2 separate regions of the Homo sapiens genome follow, and region 1 is linked to region 2. A link is an interaction called in ENCODE POLR2A ChIA-PET data of the cell type or tissue named here. Cell type or tissue: B cell. All regions are shown on one strand. Links, peaks and the distances in the headings refer to the core of each region. The heading gives the core; the rest is flanking DNA. Region 1 has its middle 43 kb from the start of COLGALT1. Region 2 overlaps SLC5A5 (solute carrier family 5 member 5).

Region 1 (2,906 bases), core at 286-2,785, 290 kb before region 2:
GCTATTCTACTACTCCTCAGGGATTATTCAGGCCCCCTCGCTTCCCTACACATCAAGCTCGAGGATTTGCCCCACTCAGGACTGGCAAATTAGCTTTACTCAACATGCCCCGAGTCAGATAACTAAAATACCTCTTAGTCTAGGTAGACACTTTCACTGGATAGGTAGAGGCCTTTCCTACAGGGTCTGAGAAGGCCACCGCTGTCATTTCTTCCCCTCTGTCAGACATAATTCCTCAGTTTAGCCTTCCCACCTCTATACAGTCTGATAACAGACCAGCCTTTATTAGTCAAATCAGCCAAGCAGTTTTTCAGGCTCTTGGTATTCAGTGAAATCTTTATATCCCTTACAGTCCTCCATCTTCAGGAAAAGTAGAACGGACTAAAGGTCTTTTAAAAACACACCTCACCAAGCTCAGCCACCAACTTAAAAAGGACGGACAATACTTTTACCACTTTCCCTTCTCAGAAGTCAGACCTGTCCTCAGAATGCTACAGGGTACAGCCCATTTGAGCTCCTGTATAGATGCTCCTTTTTCTTCACATGGACGCCCATGAAACCCGGGAGGTGGAGCTTGCAGTGAGCCGAAACCGCGCCACTGCACTCCGGCCTGGGTGACAGAGCAAGACTCCATCTCAAAAAAAAAAAAAAAAAAAAAGAATGGCTACTCCATAGACAGAGCAGCCCCAAGGCTGCTGGTTGCCCATTGTTATGGTTATTTCTTGATGATATGCTAAAGGAAGGGTAGATTATTCATGCCTTGCGTTTTTAGACCAAATAGGGTAACTTCCTGATGTTGCCATGGTATTTGTAAACTGTCATGGTGATGGGGGGAGTGTAGCAGTGAGGATGACCAGAGGTCACTCTTGTCGCCATCTTGGTTTTGGTGGGTTTGGGCCAGCTTCTATTATTGCTGTTGTTGTTGAGACGGAGTCTTGCTCTGTCGCCCAGGCTGCAGTGCAGTGGCGCGATCTCGGCTCTCTGCAAGCTCTGCCTCCTGGGTTCACGCCATTCTCCTGCCTCAGCCTCCCGAGTAGCTGGGACTACAGGCGCCCACCACCATGCCCGGCTAATTTTTTGTATTTTTAGTAGAGACGGGGTTTCCTTCCTTTTTTTTTTTTTTTTTTTGAGATGGAGTTTCACTCTTCTCACCCAGGCTGGAGTGCAATGGCAGGATCTCGGCTCACTGTAACCTCTGCCTCCCAGGTTCAAATGATTCTCCAGCCTCAGCCTCCCGAGTAGCCGGGATTACAAGCACTTGCCACCATGCCCGGCTAATTTTGTATTTTTAGTACAGACAGGGTTTCACCATGTTGGCCAGGCTGGTCTTGAACTCCTGACCTCAGGTGATCCACTCGCCTCAGCCTCCCAAAGTGCTAGGATTACAGGCGTGAGCCACCGCGCCCGGCCACTTCCTTCCTTTTTATGGCTGAATCATATTCATTGTATGAATAGACAACATGTTGTGTTTATCCATTCATTTGTTGGTGGACACTTGAGTTGTTTCCACCTTTTGGCTATTGTGAATAGCGCTATTCTGAACACGTCCAAGGGTTTGTTTGAATATATCCGCTTGATTTTCTAAATAAAGTTTTATTGGCATGCAGTCACGCCCATCATTTGCATGTTGTCAAGGTTACAATGGCCGAGTTGGTTGCAACAGAGACAGCATAGTACACACAGCAAATCTATTTACTAGCTCGCCCTTTACAGAAAATTTTGTTGACCCCTGTATTGATCATGACCAAAATGAGTCTGGGAATTGGGTTGGGTTGCAGAAACTTTACATTAGGCCTGGATGACCATTCTCCTCTCCTTCTACCTGTCCAGAACAAAGGGGTTACATTTCCCAGCAAGCAGTCTTGAGCCTCAGTCCCCAAGCCCCATTGGTAACACGATGGGTCCCACACACTGAAGGACAAGACTTGAGACCCTTTTGTAGCGAGGGGCAAATAGATCCACATCAGTCACAGTGCGTAGCCTATGCACTTGGGTACAGAAACAGCTAATGAGCAGGGGCACTCAAGGACCTGCAGGCTGCCTCTGCAGACATCATGCAGACAGCTGCGGTTTGTCCCCTTTTCCCAGCTATATGCTATTCTTTGAGAAGATACCACACCCCCACGTGCAAGTTTCTCAAAGGAGAAAAGTCCCCCAGGAGCGGGATTGCTGCGTGCTGGATAACTCCTGGTGTAAGCCACTTTCTGGCCCCACTTTTAGTCCTGCTGTCTGTTACTTGCAACCAAAAGCACTCACTGAACCCACTCCTGGTGGTGGATCCCGCAGCTCCCGTCCTGTCCGCTCAAATGTAGAAATAACCCCAGACATAAGGAGGGGAATTTCGGAATTTACCGAGGAAACTGGGCTGAATGAGATTCCATTTCTGCTTCCTCGTGGGATGGAGACTCAAAACAGAAATTAAATTCAGCTGTTGGAAAATGGAGTTTCATTCCTCACACATCTGAGTTTATGAAATGAGATTCCCAGCTGCTACTTTTTTTTCTTTTTTTTTTTTTGAGATGGAGTCTCGCTCCGTCACCCAGGCTGGAATGCAGTGGCGTGATCTTGGCTCACTGCAAGCTCCGCCTCCCCAGTTCACACCATTCTCCTGCCTCAGCCTCCCGAGTAGCTGGAACTACAGGTGCCTGCCACCGTGCCCGGCTAATTTTTGGTACTTTTAGTAGAGACGGGGTTTCACCGTGTTAGCCAGGATGGTCTCGATCTCCTGACCTCGTGATCCACCCGCCTCGGCCTCCTAAAGTGCTGGGATTACAGGCGTGAGCCACTGCGCCTGGCCCCAGCTGCTACATTTAAAACAGACATGGCCAGGCACAGTGGCTCACGCCTGTAATCCCAACACTTTGGAGGGCTGAGGAGAGAGGATTGCCCAAAGTGAGGAGTTCGAG
Region 2 (2,906 bases), core at 271-2,770:
CACCGCGCCCAGCTTATATTTTTGTATTTTTATTAGAGATGGGACTTCACCATGTTGGCCAGTCTGGTCTCGAACTCCTGACCTCAAGTGATCCACCCGCCTCTGCCTCCCAAAGTGTTGGGATTACAGGTGTGAGCCACCACGCCTGGCCTGGCTAATTTTAAAACTTGTTTTTAGAGACAGGGTCTCGCTTCGTGCCTAGGCTTGTCTTGAACTCCTGGCCTCAAGCAACCACCCGCCTCAGCCTTCCAAGTCGCTGAGATTAAGAACTAAGTTCTATTTGATGCCAGAGGCCATCAGGGGACTTTTTTGCAGCTGGCTGGCTTGGGGTGGGGGAATTGGGAAGGGGGAGGTGGCGACAGAAAGGGCCTCCCTATGGAGGTTGCAGTGAGCCAAGATCGCGCCACTGCACTCCAACCTGGACAGCAAAGTGAGACTCTGTCTAAAAAAAAAAAAGAAGAAGAAAGGGTCTCCCTGGCTTGAGGGTGGGACTGCCACCCCCAAGAGATAATCAGTGTCTTTGCCTCCAACCCAAGGGAGATAGGCAGGAACAAGGGGGGGGGGTCCTCTCCCCTTTAGGGAAACTGAGACACAGAGGAGTCCTTGAGACCCACATTGGAGTTCCTGAGGTCTCGCTTTCCCAGCGGGTAAACTGAGGCCCAGAGCGGTGGGAGGGCTCCGCCCTCAGCCCCACTTCCACCTACTCTCCCAGGGCTCCTTCACCGTCATGGGAGTCATCAGCGGCCCCCTGCTGGGAGCCTTCATCTTGGGAATGTTCCTGCCGGCCTGCAACACACCGGTGAGTGGGGGCGGGGCAAGGGGCGGGGAGGGGCGGGGCCGGACAGGCCCCTCCCCTTCCCTGACGCCGGCTCTGCCCCCAGGGCGTCCTCGCGGGACTAGGCGCGGGCTTGGCGCTGTCGCTGTGGGTGGCCTTGGGCGCCACGCTGTACCCACCCAGCGAGCAGACCATGAGGGTCCTGCCATCGTCGGCTGCCCGCTGCGTGGCTCTCTCAGTCAACGCCTCTGGCCTCCTGGACCCGGCTCTCCTCCCTGCTAACGACTCCAGCAGGGCCCCCAGGTGAGCAGACTTGAGGGTAGGGGGGTACCCGAGCCCTGGATGGTGTGATCTTGAAGGGAAACTTACTTGCCCTGCACTCTGTGTAAGAAGCCTGATTAGTAAAATGCATTCCTGGGGGAGGGAACGGTAGGTGCAAAGGCCCTGAGGCCACAATCGGGTTAGTCCCAGTCCAACTGCACTGAGGTTAGGGTGCATTTAATGGGAGGAGAGATGGGTGGGAGATATGGTGCAGCCAGAGGAAGCTAGTACTTTTTTTGTTTTGTTTTTCTGAGACAGAGCCTCGCTCTGTGGTCCAGGCTGGAATGCAGGGGTGCAATCTCAGCTTACTGCAGCTTCAACCTCTCAGGCTCAAGCAATCCTCCCAGCTTGAGGGAGGCCCAGAATTTGGTTTGGTTCTATTTTTTATTGAGATAAATTAGCCATTTAAAAGTGGCATTTAGGCCAGGCAGGCACAGTGGCTCACACCTGTAATCCCAGCACTTTGGGAGGCTGAGGCAGGTGGATCACCTGAGGTCAGGAGTTCAAGACCAGCTTGATCAACATGGGGAAACCCCCGTCTCTACTAAAAATACAAAACTTAGCCAAGCGTGGTGGCAGGTGCCTGTAATCCCAGCTACTCGGGAGGCTGAGACAGGAGAATCGCTTGAACCCAGGAGGTGGAGGTTGCAGTGAGCTGAGATCGCACCACTGTATTCCAGCCTGGGCAACAAAAATGAAACTCCAACTCAAATAAATAAATTAAAGTGGCATTTAGTATATTTGTGCAACCATCACCACTATCTAAGTCAAGAACGTTTCCTCTTTTTTTTTTCTAATTTTGTATTTTTAGTACAGATGGGGTTTCACCATGTTGGCCAGGCTGATCTTGAACTCCTGACCTCAGGTGATCCGCCCACCTCAGCCTCCCAAAATGCTGGGATTACAGGTGTGAGCCACTGTGCCTGGCCCCAAAAACATTTTCTATTTTTTTTTTTTTTTGGAGCAGGGTCTTGCTCTGTTGCCCAGGCTGGAGTCCAGTGGCACGATCATAGCTCACTGCTGCCTCAACCTCCTGGGCTCAAGGAATCTTCCTACCTCAGCCCCCCTAGTTGCTGGGACCACAGGTGCACACCATCATGTCCTGCTTGTTTTTATTTTTATTTTTTGTAGAGACAGGGTCTGGCTATGTTGCCCAGGCTGGTCTGGAATTCCTGGGCTCAAGCGATCTGCCCACCTCAGCCTTGCAAAGTGCCAGGATGACAGGTGTGGGCACCCAGCCAACCAAGAACATTTTCTGTTTTGTTTATTTATTTATTTATTTATTTTGGTTTTTTGGGTGGGTTTTTTTGCTTTTTGTTTATTTGATTTTTTGGAGACAGGGTCTCACTCTAACACCCAGGCTGGAGTGCAATGGCACAATCACAGCTCACTGCACCATTGACCTCCAGACTCCGATGATCCTCCTGCCTCAGCCTCCCAAGTAGCTGGGACTATAGGCATGTATCACCATGCTGGGCTAAATTTTTTGTATTTTTTATAGAGACGAGTTTTTGCCATGTTGCCCAGGCTGGTCTCAAAGTATTGGGCTCAAGTGATCTGCCTGCCTCTGACTCCCAAAGTGCTGGGATTACAGGTGTGAGGCACTGTTCCTGGTCATAAGAACATTTTTATCACCCCAGAAAGAAGCCCTGTCCCCATCAGCAGTCACTTCCCACTTCCCCCTCTCCCCAGCTCCTGGCAAGCACGAATCCACTTTCTGTTTCTATGAATTTGCCTGTTCTGGGCATTTCATGTAAATGGAATCATAAAATATGTGATCTTTTGTGTCTTAGCATAATACATATATATT

The links. ChIA-PET counts read pairs that join two places held together with the same protein. Peaks named below come from ENCODE experiments on the same cell type or tissue, not always from the same donor. Only the 100,000 strongest peaks of a DNase experiment are listed, where the experiment ranks them.
Region 1: POLR2A ChIA-PET joins it to region 2 with 5 read pairs; 2 of 35 experiments call an interaction of 5 or more read pairs at or near these places.

The regions. Positions count from the first base shown.
Region 1 is chr19:17,597,559-17,600,464 of GRCh38, forward strand. No RefSeq gene overlaps it. Among named protein-coding and RNA genes, the nearest start is that of COLGALT1, 43 kb to the left of the region's middle. RefSeq lists an enhancer at 975-1,556. In B cell, for the core only: no CTCF peak of the experiment used is centred there; no DNase peak of the experiment used is centred there; H3K27me3 peaks cover 425 bases.
Region 2 is chr19:17,882,969-17,885,874 of GRCh38, forward strand. SLC5A5 (solute carrier family 5 member 5) reads left to right here. Exons shown (of 15, transcript NM_000453.3): 11 at 713-799; 12 at 882-1,078. Among named protein-coding and RNA genes, the nearest start is that of SLC5A5, 12 kb to the left of the region's middle. In B cell, for the core only: no CTCF peak of the experiment used is centred there; DNase peaks (open chromatin) are centred at 1,585 and 1,823; H3K4me3 peaks cover 798 bases; H3K27ac peaks cover 472 bases.